2 separate regions of the Mus musculus genome follow, and region 1 is linked to region 2. The links are chromatin loops, found by intact Hi-C in ENCODE. Cell type or tissue: heart. All regions are shown on one strand.

The links. Peaks named below come from ENCODE experiments on the same cell type or tissue, not always from the same donor. Only the 100,000 strongest peaks of a DNase experiment are listed, where the experiment ranks them.
Region 1: it touches region 2 in a loop (9-fold over the local background); 19 of 42 quality-filtered maps call a loop at or near these places.

What each region holds. Positions count from the first base shown.
Region 1 is chr11:115,349,391-115,357,390 of GRCm38, forward strand. Hid1 (HID1 domain containing) reads right to left here. Exons shown (of 19, transcript NM_001346774.1): 7 at 7,230-7,452; 8 at 6,975-7,031; 9 at 5,904-6,044; 10 at 5,635-5,725; 11 at 5,196-5,347; 12 at 5,010-5,088; 13 at 3,195-3,359; 14 at 1,529-1,756; 15 at 1,102-1,208; 16 at 532-612. Among named protein-coding and RNA genes, the nearest start is that of Hid1, 14 kb to the right of the region's middle. In heart, CTCF peaks have their summits at 4,976 (motif pointing left) and 5,181; a DNase peak (open chromatin) is centred at 5,111; H3K27me3 peaks cover 6,171 bases.
Region 2 is chr11:115,198,783-115,206,782 of GRCm38, forward strand. Tmem104 (transmembrane protein 104) reads left to right here. Exons shown (of 10, transcript NM_001033393.2): 4 at 2,038-2,119; 5 at 2,534-2,630; 6 at 3,350-3,430; 7 at 6,280-6,379; 8 at 6,693-6,801. Among named protein-coding and RNA genes, the nearest start is that of Tmem104, 15 kb to the left of the region's middle. In heart, no CTCF peak of the experiment used is centred here; DNase peaks (open chromatin) are centred at 303 and 3,659; H3K27ac peaks cover 628 bases; H3K27me3 peaks cover 1,254 bases.

The DNA of each region.
Region 1 (8,000 bases), 150 kb after region 2:
ACGATGGCTGGATGGCAGGGTCATAAGCATGTTTATTACACCCTTCCAGAGCAATCAGTGGGGCTCACAGGAAACACACAGGAAGTGGAAGGGATTTGGGGAGGAACTCAGCAAAGGTGATTGACAAAGGAATCAGTTATATGGGCAACTCCTGAAAGGGCAGACAGGAGGCAAGATCATGCAACTGGAGGGACTGTCCTTCAGCTTGGCCTCTAAAGTCTTTGGTTTTCTTTCTTTTTTTAAGATTTATTTATCTTATGTATGTGAGTACACTGTAGCTGCCTTCAGACACACCAAAGAGGGCATTGGATCCCATTGCAGATGGTTGTGAGCCACCATGTGGTTGCTGGGAATTGAATTCAGAACCTTTGGAAGAGCAGCCAGTGCTCTTAACTGCTGAGCCATCTCTCCAGTCCCTGTCTTTGGTTTTCTTACTCTAGTCTTTTCCGAAGCTGGAGCTCTGACTGCCCCTGTTCAGTGCCGTCTGCCCAAACCCCAGCTCCCAGAACCTCCTCCAGCTATGTCCCTCACCCAATCTGATGTTGGGCTCCACTGGCCACTGGCTGATGCATTGGACAATCTCCGTTGCTCTCTCCATGTTTGGCTGGACTCCTGGTTCCCAGAAATAGTGACCAGGGAAGGAATGGATACAAATGAATACAAGGTGCAACCATAGAGCAACATGTCTCCTCTGGCCCCACTACAGCACTGGGGGGGGGGGGGTGCTACACCAGAGGGTTGGTCCAGACCTATACCCTTTGCCCTGGGCCCAAGGGCCAGCCTAGCCCAGCCCAGCCCAGCCCAGTGACAGGTTTAGGGCCAGGGGCTGACAGAGAAGGCAGGGTAAAGGCCAGACTCAGATAAGGCTGATGGATGAGGAACCCGAAGGTCACAGGGCTTTGCTGCAACCGATAAACAAAAGGGAGAGGTCTGTGAACGGCCCCCTCTCCCTCTGGTTCAGTGATGCCAGCCACGAGTCCCTTGTTCTAACATGGCCACCTCAGAGTACCCCGGCCTTACCCACTCCCACACTTGAGGGTTTGGAGAGAAAGGAAACTAAGTGACACTCAGTGCCATCTCCCAGGCATCCCCAGTACCTACCCCATCAGATGGGCTGTTTTCTGCTGAGCTTTGCTGGGATTCGGGCTCTAGAGACCTCAAGGTGCCGTCCTCTGATACCTGGGATTTCTCTGTCAGCTTGTCGATGCCTGGGTGGGACACAGGAGGAAGAGAGGGACATGCCATAGTACCCTTCTGGTACTAGAGGCTGTGTGCTCCCCATTCACAGCTGAGATATTGTGTTTGCCCTTCCCTCCTATAGCTAATCTCAGTTCTGAGCCCTGCCCATGTACCTCCTCTAACCCCCATCAAGCGACCTAGGCCCACACAGTACTTCCACCCCTACATGCTGCTGAATTGCTTTTCCTTGCCTTCCTAAATGGGAAAGACACCCCAGAGATCACACTCACCCCCTCACAATACACCCCCAGCCAAGCCCCACACTCTCCTAGCCTGACAGCATCCAGACCTGGAGTGGCCACCAGGCTAGTCTTAAGGGTGCCTGGTTCTGCAGGGGCAGCAGGGCGGGATCCCTCCATGGACGTTCCCTCCTGGGAACCAGTACGGGACAGGGGCTCTGGTGTCCTCCGCCGCCGCTGAAGTGCCTTGTGGATGGAGGGTGGGTCAGTGGGCAGGTTGGCCAGCTGGTGGAAGACCGCACGTTTACGGATGATGGCATAGACCAGGTTGGAATTGCCTGTGGGAGGAACGAGTCTGTCCTCAGAGAGCTTTGCTTCCCACTCCACATCTGGGCTGGCTTCCAGGACCAGAGGGCAGTTAATGAGATGACAGTAAGACATCTGCCCCAGGGATAAGGACTGGACAGGGTAGCTAGAGTCAGAGTGGGACAGACCCAACTGTATGGGTATCAGTGGCAATGGTGGAGGGTTAGGCTGTAGGAAATACAAGTTAGGTTGTAGAGATGCCTGATGTTAGGCTGTAGGAGATACTGGGAGGTTAGGTTGTGGGCATCCCTGATGTTAGGCTGTGAGGGATGCCGAGAAGCTAGGCTGTGGGGACGCCTACATATTAGGTGATGAAGATACCGAGACGTTAGGTTGTGGGGATCCCTGATGTTAGGCTGCAGGGAAACAGCTTAGCCCTGAGCTCCTCGGTGTCCTGCTTACACTGTCTTGAAATCCCCTTGCAGCTGATCACTACTCAGGGATCATCAGGCATGGTGGGATAGCCTGAGCCCCACACCAACCCAACATTAAATATGTAACCTCTCAGTGAGCCACAGGGAAGTCCAGAAGGACACTGTTGTGTGTGTCTGTCCTCCACCATCTACCTCCAAGTTCCCACAGCTGTCGGGGGAAGACGCAAAGCTCTCCAGAGCACTCAGTGCCCCCATCTACCTTTCTAGCCCCGTGTCTAGAGCCTTTAGCTTAACATCTACCCCAGGGCCTTTGCACATGTCCCTTCCCAAGCAATGCTTTTCTGCCTACTGAATGCTCACTCATCACTCAAATATACATCTAAATTTTACTTACTTTGGAAATAGTAACAATAATTGCTAATATTTGCTGTGCTGGGTGTTTTTGTTTTTGTTTTTGTTTTTGTTTTGTTTTTGCGTGTGTGAGTTATTAAGCCTTCCAATATATTCTGGGGAGGGGGAAGTTGGGGGTTGTTTTTTGTTTTTAGAGACATGGTTTGTCTATGTAGCCCTGGCTATCCTGGCACTTACACTGTAGACCAGGCTGGCCTCCAACTCAGAGATCCACCTGCCTCTGCGATTAAAGATGTGTGCCCTGCAAGAGGGACTTACAGCAGCCGCATTATGAGCATCGTAGGGATGAGGGGACCAAGGCTTCGGGGCCGACGTGCGCTTGGCCACAGAGCGCATGCTTGCTGAGACTTATATTTGTACCTGTGATGCTGGTCAGGCACCTGCGTGACAGCCAGCAGAGCTCTTCCCACTCTGAGATTTCCAGCCGGCCAATTCTAAATGAACTCTCTTGTTCAGTGGGTCAGGTTGTCCGCCTAAAGCCCCGCCCCCTGCCTGTGACTCCATACCCAGCTGTGAGCTCCAAGAGGGACAAGGCACACCTTGATTCCCCACTGCCTCAATCAGTGCACAGGCAGGACTCGTGGGCTGAGGCTTTCTTACACAGGGGCTCAGGTCAGCGCCTCACCATCAAACTGGTACTGGATAATGTTGTTGAAGACCTCCAGAAGGAAGAAGACCAGATGGTGGTTCTGAGATGCCGAGAAGAGGAACCAGGTGGTCGAGAAGGCCTCGAGCAGATGCAGGAGCTTGTTGGCAGTCACCATGGACAGGCTCTTGAGGTAGGGAGACACTGTAAGGGAGGAGTCAGCTTGTTCTGGGCCATCCCTGCAGAGGCCAGGCCAGGACGGGGCAGCTCATCTCAACTGATCCCCGTCCTCCATCCCCTGTCCCCTGCAGAGACCCCCTGAGACTTTGAGGCACACTCAGCTCATCTCTCCCAAGCATCTCCCCAACCCAGAGGGAGGAAGGACAGAGACAGGAGTGTAGATAAAGAAACTGGGGTTCAGAGAGGGTCATAAACTGAGCCCGTTTCCCAGCAATAAAATGACAGGACAGGGGTGCTAACTCGGGATGTGACATCCTTTAAGAGTGGCAAGATGCTGTCACTCGATATGTATTCCTCAGCACAGCTTTGTGAGTGGAAGTTGGAGAGGAAACTACGTCTTGACCTGTGTGCGTCCCTGCTGTCTGCCTCTTCCCCTGGCTCAGATGAAGGTCCCAGGGAATGGGAACAGGGACTGTCTTGTTTACAGAGGCATTCTCAAAGCTGGCCTTGCTTGTCAGGGATTCAACTAGGACTTGTTAGAATCAACACACAGAGCCCACAACTCAGCGAGAGCCCTTAGAACCATGAGCCACCCCAGACACTCAGAAGTTCAAATCACACCGTGGACGGTATATTGTTAGTTTATGCTGTCAACCTGACACGACTCGCAACCACTTGGGAAGAGAGTTCAGTGAGGAATTATCTAAATTGTTAACTCAGGTCGAGAGATCCACTATGAATGTGGGCGGCACCATTCCTTAGGCTGGGCCCTGAACAGTTAGGAGCAGAGAAAGTTATCTGAGCATGCATATGCAGCCAGCTGGCAAGCAATGATCTGTTAGTTTTGCTGTTTCTGGCTATGGATGTCATGTGACTAGCTGCTTCCTGCCTTGACTTCCCCTCCCTGCTCAATGATGGGAATTATAAGCCAAATAAACTTAAGCGTATTTGTTACATCAACAGGAATGTTAACTAGACCAGTCAAGGAACCAGCTGGCCTAAAGACATCCACAAAAGTCATTCTGCTCCACCCTACTGCTACCCCCTAACCCCAGCCAAGCTGGACCCTCCTGAACCCTCCTGGCTCCTTTCCCAGAGAGCAAGCAGCCTGTAGCCCTTTAAGATGCTCTCGAAATCCCCACACTGTAACTGATAGCCCAAATCTTTAACACACAATAAATAGCCAGCAGCCACATGTGGCCATTAAATGTCTGCAATACAGCCAGTCTCAACTGGGATGTCCTGCAGGGACAGAACACACACTCACATACACATACACACACACACACACACACACACACACACACACACACGATTTTGAAGACTGAGTGTGAAACAGAGCATAGGCTACCTCAATGATTTTTATATTCTATTCATGTCTAGCTTATTGATTATTGTATGTAATACATGTATACGTGAAGGTCATAGGACAATTTTGGGCCGCCAACTTTCTCCTTCCATTTTTACGCCAGTCTTGCATGGCAAGAGCTTTTACCTGCTGAGCCATTTCATGGGCTCTCTGTTACTGTTGCCCCTTCTAGAGTACTAGAAAGCTTAGCTGTAACATGTAGCTTGCTGTTTCTGTTCATGAAGCCCGGGAACTGGCGGCTAGTGAACCTGTGGCCTAGCGCCACCTGCTGGTGATCATGGGGAAGTTAGGCTCTGGGCCCCTACCGTTGACCACAATGGTGAGCAGGCAGTCGAAGAGGGGTTGCAACCGCTGATGACCGCTGGTGATGATTTTGTGGAATACCTGTACAGGGAGGGAGGGGGAGGGCATGAGTTACCCACTACCTCCAAATCCAGCCAAGAAGAGAATGTCACCCCAACCCTCAGGGCTGACCATGCACACCCCCTTACCACAATGAGCAAATCTGCATGTGTGCCTGTGAAGACCGGGATGTCCATGGGCACGCGCACTGAGTAGGGCTTGTTCAGCCGTACCCCAAAGTTCCTCTCCCCACTCAGGAGCAGCAGGATGAAGACCCCGATGTGCATCAAGCCCACCCGAGCTGGGGTATACAACACAGGAGGCGTTACACAGAGCATGGAGGGGGAGGGGGAGGGGGAGGGGGAGGGAGGGAGAAGCAAGGACCCATCTTTAGGGGTTCAAGGAAACCCCGTTGGAGGTTAGGGTTCAAGGGAAGCCCCTGTGGGAGGTTACAGGTTCAAGGAAATGCCGTGTGGGAGGGTAGGGCACCAGGCTTGAGCTTCTGGGAGGTAGGACAGACTGGCTAGACTCCACCGGAAATCAAGACCCCATAGCTACCGCAGCATCCCAGGCCCACTACTGTCGTACATTGATCTGCCCGGGCGTCGTTGAGAAAATAGAGGATAGGAACCAGGATATCCAGCACGTCACTGCTCTTCAGTACAAAGAAGAGGAATTTCTGGGAATGAGAGAGAGCGGGCTGCATCAGTGAGAGGACTAGCTCTGCCTCACCTTCTCCCACCTAGGCTGTGGAGGCCCAGATGCTACCCGAGTCCTTGGTCTCTGGACCCCACTAATCCATCAGCAATGTCTCCTCACGACTGTCACCGACAGGCTGGGCCCTGGAGTCCGCTCACCTTGTTGAAGTCACAGAGTTTCCAGAAGAGAACAAGCAACTCCTGGTGAAACTGGATCTTCTTGGTGGAGTTGGGAAGGTAGGTCTGGAGCAGGGGATTGGACAGCAGCCGAGCGATCCCCTTGAGGATGAACTGGAAGTCCTGAGAGGGCAAAGCAGAGGCCCTTCCAGTCCAGCTCCCTCCAGCTATACCCTACAGATGTCTCCTCATTCTCCCATAACCTTGTCAATCTCCAGAGCCCAGAGGACCTGGGTTTGGCTCTTACTGCTAGTACCCTGGGAAGTTCAGCCTCTGGCCCCCTCTCCAGCAGGTCAGAAGATCCCCTACGCAAGGCTGCAGCTCCTGGCAACCCCCCAGATGGACCCCTGACCACCTAATTTCCTTGTTGGTAGCCGCTGTCCTGCTCCTCCCATCCCCCATCACACAGGAGTCCTCCCCAGTTCTGTCAGCTTCTGAGCACACCCCACAAGCTGGGCTGTGCTCAGCTTTGATCTTTGTGGGACGGGGACATGCTCAGCCACAGTCCCTTGTAACACCCCCCCCCCAACTTGAGTCTGCCTGGACTTTAAGGCCGCAGTTCCTCCCACCCCTGAACCCCAGCCTCTCAGCAAACCTCCTCCTTTGGGAAGCCCTCTTGTTACCCTGGCTCAGCTAAGACTGACTGTAAATCATTTCTTTTCTTTCCTTCTTTTATTTATTTACTTTTAACGACAGAGTCGCCTGTAGTTCAGGCTAGCCAAGAACAACCCTAAGCTTCTAAACCTCCTGCCTCTACTTCTCAGAGGCTGGCTTTTCAGTCATGCACCACCGAATCTTGATTGTGTGATGCTGGAGATCGACGAAGGCTTTGTGTGCATTAGGCAAGTGCTCTGCCAACTGAACCACACAGCCCCAGCTCCCACCAATCCTTTCAATGCATCGAAATCCCCCAAGCACTGCCATCATTGTTTTACTTAGGATGGCTATGCTCCTTCATGCAGGAGAGCAAGACTCCTCTAGCCCCACAAAGGCACAGCCATTGCAGATGGTGGGCAGTTAGAATCTCCCCCACCCCCGCTGTGCCTAACTCACCTCCTCACGATGAATTCGGGACAGGTAGTTCACAAACAGGTTCTCGGGCCCTGGAGGCTGCCAAGGAGAGGAGCTATGGTGAGCAGATCCCTCACTCAGGTCTGCCTGGATAGCAGCAGTGAGCTTTCCAAAGTTGGACCCTCCCCCGCTCCAGGCATACCACGAGCTGCCTCCCATGGTGTGTGCCTTTTGCCCATGGCTTGTGCTAATGGAGATACCATCTGCCCCCCAGCCATCTCCCCATCCGGTCCTTACATCAGCATCATCCATAGCTGTGCCCGTGGTGGTGCCGTCCACGGTGGGGCTGGTGCTGGTAGCACTGTCATGGTCCAAGGTGACAATAAGCACCTGAGCAGCCTCCTCCACCAGGGGCTCCCGGTAGTCCGAGAAGAGCAGGTGGTTGTAGGGGATCCCGTAGCCCACAGGGTCATAGGCACACACGGTGTTGAGGAGTGAAGTGAAGAGGGGCAGCGCGTGTCTGCGAGAGAGCACAGAGCAAGGCTGCAGGGATGCTCCCTTGGGCACGCCTGCCTCTCCAGCCACAGCCACAGCCACAGCCACAGCCACAGCCACAGCCACAGCCACAGCCACAGCCACAGCCAGGGAGCTGTGCTATCAGGCAGAAGGCAGAAGGACGAGCTTGTCCCTTCCTGAATAGAAAATGCCCTCCCTATCCATGCATGTGGCTGACTCTGATCAGGGACAAGCTGGGCCAAGAGCAGAGGAGTCCATTACACAGGGATGGACTCCCTGTAGAGAACGTGCTCACGCCCTTCTCAGTTCTTGGGGTCACACACCCTCCACTGGGGTTACAGGCAAGAGGTTAGAGGAGCAAGGAAAAGACAGCCTCCCCTTGGGGAGCAGAAACCAGCTCCATCCCCTGGCTCCCAGGCTACAGTATGACTTGAATCCGGTCCATAGATGTCAAGGTTCAAGCTCCTCATCTTACATATGAGGAGACTGAGATCCAAGAGGTTAGGTGAGTGAGCAAGTGACAAAGTGTTGCTGTGTGCCTGGCATAGCTAT
Region 2 (8,000 bases):
CGTGGGGAGCTGGGGTGTGAGAGCCTGTGAGTGTGGGGGCGTGGGGAGCTGGGGTGTAGGGGCTGAAGCATGGGGTTCGGGGGTACGAGATGGAGCTGTACCACATCAGGGGCTTGAGGAGAAGAGCACCCTAGAGAGAACGAAGCAGAGATAAAAGCTGAAGGGAACAGACCCAGAAGAGGCTCATGGGAGGGGATCACACCCAAAGATTGCGGTTTCTTAGTCACTTATTTTGGGGAACCTTGGGGGTGAACCTCTGAGTACTGTTGGCTCATTACGTACTTCATGCTCTGGCAGCTCAAGAATTCTTGTCCAAGTCGCTGTGTCCCCTTTAAAGGCTCAGTACCGGCAGCAGCCATATGATTGGAGAATGGTTATTGGAGGCCCCCCAGGTAGGGGCTGCCGCGCCCCCGCTCTGCTAAACCCTTTTATGTTTGAGTGTGATCAATGAGTTGGCTCTGCACAACCGTAAGAAGCCTTCATACGCCTTAATTAAGATTGATTTCAGTTTCGCTTCCAGTAAGGCGTAGAAATGCAGAGCCCTTAGAAGGACCAGTTAGGCGAGATAATGAGAAGCCTTCCTGGGCTTCCCCAGGCTTCATGCCCCGCCTCTGGTCCTTGACCCTCTGATGGAGGGATGTGGGTTTAGCTGTGAGCAGCTTCACAGGTCCCTTCCCACCTGATTGTAGGGCTTAGCATTTACTGCTGGCTGCTGTAAGTACTGGAGGGTGTGAGGACAGAGCTGTGTAGTCCTCAGAAAGTCTTTAGAAAAATGTAAACCTGAGCAGATTCACCCCCAGGGTTGCAGCAGCCAAAGGCAGCACCCTGTGTCTACTGTGAAGGGAAGCATAGGGTGTTCCAGCTGCCCTGGGACTGTGGGGAAGCATCTAGTACCTTTTCCCAGTCTCCCTTTAGAGAGACAGTACACACTATTTTAAAATTGAGCCAAATTATTTAGGAAGTGAAGGTGCTGCCAAAGGAACAGGGGTTGGATCTCAGAGTCGAGGTGCGCTTTCAGCCTCCGTCCCCACGGTCCTCACGTTAGTGTAAAATTGAAAGTTGGCCACTGCTCTGTGTTCTGGCAGCAAGAGAAAGATGCCTGCTGTCCCTTCTAGAAGCTGTAAGAGGCCCCTTTGAATCAGCCCGCCACCTCAGGTTTGTGTCTGCCCCAGCAGGCCCTTTCTGGGTAACAGGACTGCCTCACCTAGCTAAGTGCCACCTACTTCCACCCCAGCCTGGGCAGTCACCCTCTGTCCTCGTCAGGGTTACCACTGCTGTGATAAAGGGCTTATTCGGCTTACACCTCCACGTTGCTGTTCACCTCTGAAGGAAGTCAGGACAGGAACTCACACAGGGCAGAAACCTGGAGCCAGGGGCTGACGCAGAGGCCATGGAGGGGTTCGGCTTACTGGCTTGCTCCCCATCCATGGCTTGCTCAGCTGCTTTCTTATAGAACCCAGGACCACCGGTGGCACCGCCCACAATGGGCAGGGCCCTCTCACATTCATCACTAATTGAGACAATGCCTTACAGTTGGATCGTACGGAGGGCTTTTTCAGTTGAAGTCCCCTCTTTTCAGTTAACTCTAAACTATGTCAAGTTGACATAAAACCAGCCAGCATACCCTCCCTTCCGCTGACTTCATAACCCTCTCCTGTGCAGGGGATATAGACGCTTATGTCGGTAGTGACTTTGAGGCAAGGCAATCATTTGGTGTACACAGTGATGCTTTAATTTCTCCTTTTACATTTAGTGTGTGTGTGTGTGTGTGTGTGTGTGTGTGTAGGAGTGGTTCTCTCTGTCCTTCATGTGGGTCTCAGTGATCGGCTCAGGTCATCAGGCATGGCAGCAAACACCTTGACCCACTGATCCACCTCACAGGCCCTGAACCGTGGATTTTAGCCAGGGAGGACCATCTCAGAATTTCTGTGGAGAACACCTCTCAGAAGAGAGTGCTGTGGTTGAGAATTTGTGGGTTGGGTCAGATTGTACTTCCTGCTGACTCTCATGCCATTAACATGTGGCTTCCCCCCCAAGCTTTGTGACAACCACCTTTGCGATGGAAGCCATGGCTGCAGCCAATGCCCAGCTCCGCTGGAAGAGGATGGAGACCCACAAGGTGTGTGCATTGCCCCCCGCACTCCCTCAACCCCCCTAGCCCCACCCTCACCCCCACCCTGTCCTCAAGTCGGTGCCTCTGTTCAGTTGTTCACCCTGTCAGTCTCTGCAGGCCTCCCTGGCAGCCCTGCCCCAAGTTTTAGCTGCAGCAAAGTAGTCACATACATTTCAAGGGAACACACATAGTGGCTGCTGTCCCTGACACAGCCACCTGGAGCTCACTCGTTTGTCCTGAACTATTGTCCCAGGAATGCTCCTGTCTTCATCTTCTGATGTGACAGGACACTCAGAGCCTCCAAGGGACACCTTCTGGAAGGAATGAGCAGGCAAGGGCCAGGGTCAGCTGGGGTTTTTTACCATTGCGGGCTCAGCTCTCTCCTCCCTTTGTCTCCTCATCCATCCTACTGTCTCCCAGGAAGAGGATGACGAAGACTCGTCCACAGCCTCAGACAGTGACCTCCTCAGCCAAGACAACTACGAGAGGGCAGAGAAACGCCCCATCCTGTCTGTGCGTAAGTCTTGGGCTGCTGGTCAGTGGGGCTCCCTGTCTTTGTAGAGCGGTTCCCGGGGAGTTTCCCTGCAGACGGCCTCTGAAGTGTCAGTTTAGAAGGCCTGTGGAGTAGGGATCCTGAGCAGAGCATCCTCTGCTGGCTTTGCCTGTCCCCTGTGTATAGATTGGCACATTACCTAAGCTCTGGGCCTCAGTTCCCGCCCTTGTACAGTTACTGAAATAATCAGGGTTTGCCTACATCCATCTGCCCGAGTCTCTGGCTTCATCTCTCACACTCCCACCCCCACCCGAAACACACACACCCTTACCTCACTGTCTCGTCCTGTGCTGGCCAGAGTTAGGGGCACTGTCTGTCCCCATGAGAAGCGTGCCTGGATTCTCTTTAGACTTGGGGCTGGTGAGGTGAAGCTTGCTGGTGATACACTTCCCCAGTGTGCCCTGAGCTCAGACTTTATCCCCAGTACCATACACACAAAAGAACTAAAGAAATCAAAAAGACTTCAAATGCTTGAAGCAAGACATACTAGAAGGAAGATTAGTCCTGCTGGGACGTGCATCTCAGTAAAGATGGCCTAGCTGACTGGCAAGCGCGAGGACTCAATCGGGCTTGAGGGGAGAAGCAGCAGCTTGCTGATACAGTTGCTCTAGAGAATTCCCAGAGTTCAAGCAGCCCCCTCAGGGCTCTTCTGGTGAACAACCATGTTTGTTCCGGCCCCACAGAGAGACGCTCATCTGCCAACCTTTTTGAAATCACAGACCGGGTGGAAATGGGACAGATGGCTTCCATGTTCTTCAATAAAGGTAACAGTCACTCTGGGATGGTGTGTGGAACGGGCACATGCGACCCTTGCTGAAACTGCTGGGGCTCCGTGTTGAAGGGCAGGGCAGGTGGGTGGGAGCAGAGCAGCCATCTTGCCGGGAGGCCTGGCCAGCTTTCTGTTATCTTCCTGGGGTTCCTCACTGCGCACTAGCCTGAAGAACAAGGCTTATCCATCTGACTAGTACAGACGGGTCAGGAGTCCTAGTTTACCTTCCAACTAAAGGAGCCAGTGGCCCACAGCTATAGACTCTGCCTCGAGCACCCGCCCCCTGTCGCCAGCAGAGGGAGCCAGAAGCCCACATCGATGTCGCCCAGCGGTAATGGAGCACTGGAGAGCTCAGGCAACTGTGCCTTCCGGGCTCTGCTTGCTCCTGGCTGGCATTTGCTACAACCTGCAGGTGTCCACCTGACGCCACTATCTGCCAGAGATAGCCATTTCTGTCTCTGTGGCAAATCTTGTTTTTTGGAAACCGAGCTGTTTATAGAGCTTAATACTTAGTAGTGCATAGACCTTTGCTGTCCCTACCTCCGCAGGTGTGGAGCACAGCCTCCGTACGCCCTTCTTTCTAAGCTGACGTAGAAGACCTTAGGCCCCTCTGCCAAAGCCTCCCCATTTGCCAAGTGGGGCATCTCTGTCAGTTCTGGTCTTGCGTGTGGCTGTGGAGTGCTGGGGGGAGGATTGCAGAAATGGGAACCCACTTGACTTGGAACTAAACACCAAGCGCTCAGTGTGCCATCCAAGGTGCAGATTGGTGATTGGTCCAGGAAGGGTGACTGCGGGCACAGGCTGGCTGGAGCGGGCTCCATTCTCCTCTCTGGGCCAGCCCAGTAGAGGTTTGCGTGATCCATCAAAGTCAGCATGGCTTTGTTGAGGCCACATTTATGCCTTTCCTGTGTCCCCTTCTGTCACTGGCCCCCACCAAGGGAGAGCACATACGCGTCCTCTTCTGGGAGCTGCTAGGCGTTATCCAAATTCAACATTGGAAAAAACCGACTGCGCTTCAGTGGGAGAACACACACAGGTTCTAAACCGTCTCACTTGATGATATGTTCTGTAGCCCGTCCTGATTTCCCTTCTTATTTGTTTACATGTCTGTGTATGTGCGTGACAGACGTACATGCGTGTAGAAGCCAGAGGCTGACATCAGACATCTTCTTCCTCTTTCCTCCATATATTTTCAGAGAAGGTCCTGCACTGAACCTGGGGCTCACAGATGCAGTGAGGCTGACTGCCATTCTCGCCCTCAGTGCTAGGATTACAGGAGCATGTAATCCCATGCCCCAGCCCTGACTTCTTAAGACTTTTATGCACTAGCAGTTTGTATTGTCTTGTCTGCCCACATTCCATAAAAATTAGCCATTTGTGTGGGAGCCACCTCAGCCATTGAAGAGCCCCCCTGGCACCTCCTTGCAGGGCTTCTCAGGCTTGGTACTGGGGACATTGAGCTGGTAACCCTCTGTCAGGGCATCCTGTCCTGAGCATATAGGACAGTGAGACAGCGTTTCTGGCCTCTAGTTCCAGAGCCCGCCCCTGCTCCTCTCTGTTCAATAACTCAGACCACCAGGTTGTTCCATCACCTGTGGCGGAGCTGCACCCTCCACAAAAGGCTCCCCAGGGCTCCACACTCATTCCTTGTCATTAGAAATGCCAGGCTCAGACATTAATGTCCTCTCGGGAAGTTCATTGATCCTCCTACTTTGTGTCTAGTAATGAAATTTTATTGATCAAGGAGGGCTGACAGTTCATAAACAGCCACGGCTGTAGCTGTTGGAGGGTGGGAGGAAGCGGCTGGAGGCAGTAATGCCTTCCCACTGAGGGCATCGGCCATCTGAGAGGAAAGGCGGGCTGGAGTGGGCTGTACCTAGAGCCTGGGGTCATGAGTGACAGACAGCCCCAGGAGCTTCAAGCCACATCAAGGTCAATTCTGACGTGTCAGGGAAGGATATGACACCTGTCATGTTTAAAAAGCTCACGCCGTGCCTTCGTGGGTTCGTTTTTTTTTTTGTTTGTTTGTTTGGTTTTTTTAATTCTGTTTTCCTGGCCGTTTTTTCTCAGGATTCCGAGGAACATAGCTGACCTCACATAGCCTAGGACTAACAAGTACCGAGCTTTCCCCTGGGGACCTGTGGGCTGTTCTGAGCCACCAGGATTAGAAGGGAACTGTCACTTCGTTTATCTGCCTGTTCTCAGAGAAACCAGCAGCATGGCATCCTGAGCACTGAGTCCGAATGCGAGTCTGGAGCTGGTTGTCTGGGACCGTGTGTTAGCCTTAGGGGTTAGCCCCAGCTACTCGTGTCTAAGCTTCTCTGGGGCTCGTGCCTGGATCTTTGTACCCAAATCCATCCATTTATTTATTTATTTATTTATTTATTTATTTATTATACTATTTCTTTTGTTTGGGGTTGGGGGCATGTGTGCTGAGGCCAGGGGTGAGGCCCATGGCAACCTGCCAAGATTGCTTCTCTCCTTCTATCACATAGACTACAGGGACTGAACTTAGATCATCAGGCATGGCGACAAATGCCTTCACCCACTGAGCCATCTCTCCGGGCCTGCCAGTGTAGATTTGATCCCTCTCTCTGATCTTCAGGTTCGACGAATCTCTCAGGCACCAGTCCCAAGCTGATGCATCTCCTGCCAGCCTCACAGTTTAGCCAGCCAGAATAAGAAACAGGAATTTGGGGTCATTTTTTTTCCCACTTTTTGTAGAAGGCAAAATGGCCTGAAGAACTGAGAACAGCGGAAGCAGTAAAGAAAGACTCAGGCGTCCAAAAAGGACGCAGACGTGTCTGCCTCTGGCTCCCTGACCTGTGACTTTGTTGCTTTCAGTGGGGGTCAACTTGTTCTATTTCTGCATCATTACTTACCTGTATGGAGACCTCGCCATCTACGCGGCCGCGGTGCCCGTGTCCCTCATGCAGGTGACCTGGTGAGTACCCCTCATCTTCCGCCCTCAGGTTGGCTGCAGACCCACGGGCAGGGCAGGAGGGGCTTCCATAGAAGCACAGCCCTAAACAAACCCACAGCCTAAGGAATGTCACACCCAGGGCCCTTCTTCACCACAGGGCAAGCTGTGCCCTCTGTCTTCCAAAGGCACGGTCTGTATCCCCAGACCTGTGAGCCATTGTGCTGCATGACCAAGTGGGGCTTGTCCTAAGTGGTAGTTTGTGGGAAGTCCGAGCTGAAGCCCCACTGTCACTCCCTGCCCATGCTGAGCCCCAGTTTGCCATTACTCTCTTCAGCAGCGTCTCTGGAAATGACTCTTGCGGCGTGGATACAGACGCCAGATACAACGACACTGATCTGTGCTGGGGCCCCCTGCGCCGGGTGGATGTCTACCGAATCTATCTGGTGAGTGTCCTCTCCCCAGCTGGGGCACGCAAGGCCAGCGTGAATGGCAGAAAGCATTCAAACTCCTTTCTTTCTGGGCTCAGCCCTTGGTTCAGAGAAGAGTCCTGCACTCTGCCACACTCTGGCTCAGGAGTGAGGTCTTAGCCGCAGAGTCACGTGTGGCATGGAGTGCGCCTCCAGGTTCAGGCTAGCAGTCTGTTGTGCGCTTATGCAGTTTGAGGGGTACTCTGCAAGGGTCTTGCGTTCCGGAGACTTCCCGTGTCTTGGTGGCCTTACTCCACGCCAGTGAGGTACATACAGGCAAGTGTTGGGTTTTGTGACAGGATAGACATGTTGTTAACAGTTGACCCTTTCCACAGACAGCCTCCTCAGGCAGGTTGGGCTCAGCCCAGCCTTCTTCCTGTCTTCCCATGGATGAGGGAAGAAGATGAATGGCCTGCCTTACTCTTGATTGCTTCGTGCGTGGTATGGTGGGGGTGGAGCTGACTAATACACCAGACAGGACTCAGATAATAGGACGACACGGCACCAGAGGCCATTTGTCTCTGCCTGCTTCAGAGGCGGGCTCGGAAACGCCTCCCTCCAGCTTTTTCATCTTCTCGTCTTTGTGTTTTCTGCCCCCGCTTGGTTCTTCTCGGCCCTGGCACATGGTCAGGTGCTCTGGGATCTGCTCAGTCCTGGCCGTGGCTGCTGGACTGATGTGAAGGGGCGAGGGGAGAGTAGGATCTTTCTGTTGGTGGCCTCTGGACTTGGGTCAGCCCCATCCTGGCTCAGGGTTCCACGGACTCCGTCAGCTGTGTTGCTGTGGTCTGGATTTGTTAATCCCAAGGACTGCTGAATGGGTTTTACCTCTCTGGCCCAGCAGGCTCCTGAAGGAACCTTGAGGCTGTCTTGCCTGTTTCTGGAGCTACCGCGCCATGGTCTGTTTCCCCTCTGGGCATGAAGCCCTGGCCAGGACTTTGTGGGCTCGTAGAATTTCATCCCTGACGCTGCCATCGGAAGTCGGACAGGTATCAAGAGCAGATTAAATTATCTGCCGGCCAGGTCCACCTCTCCAGCCTCGGGGATAGGCACATGAACCCACCAGGCAGCCAGGGGCCAAGTAGAGTGCAGCGGAGGCTTTGATAGCCTCTTAGCATTTCAGTGTACCTACCACAGGTAAGACAAAAGCACTCACTAAGACCTCTGAATCCGCTCCT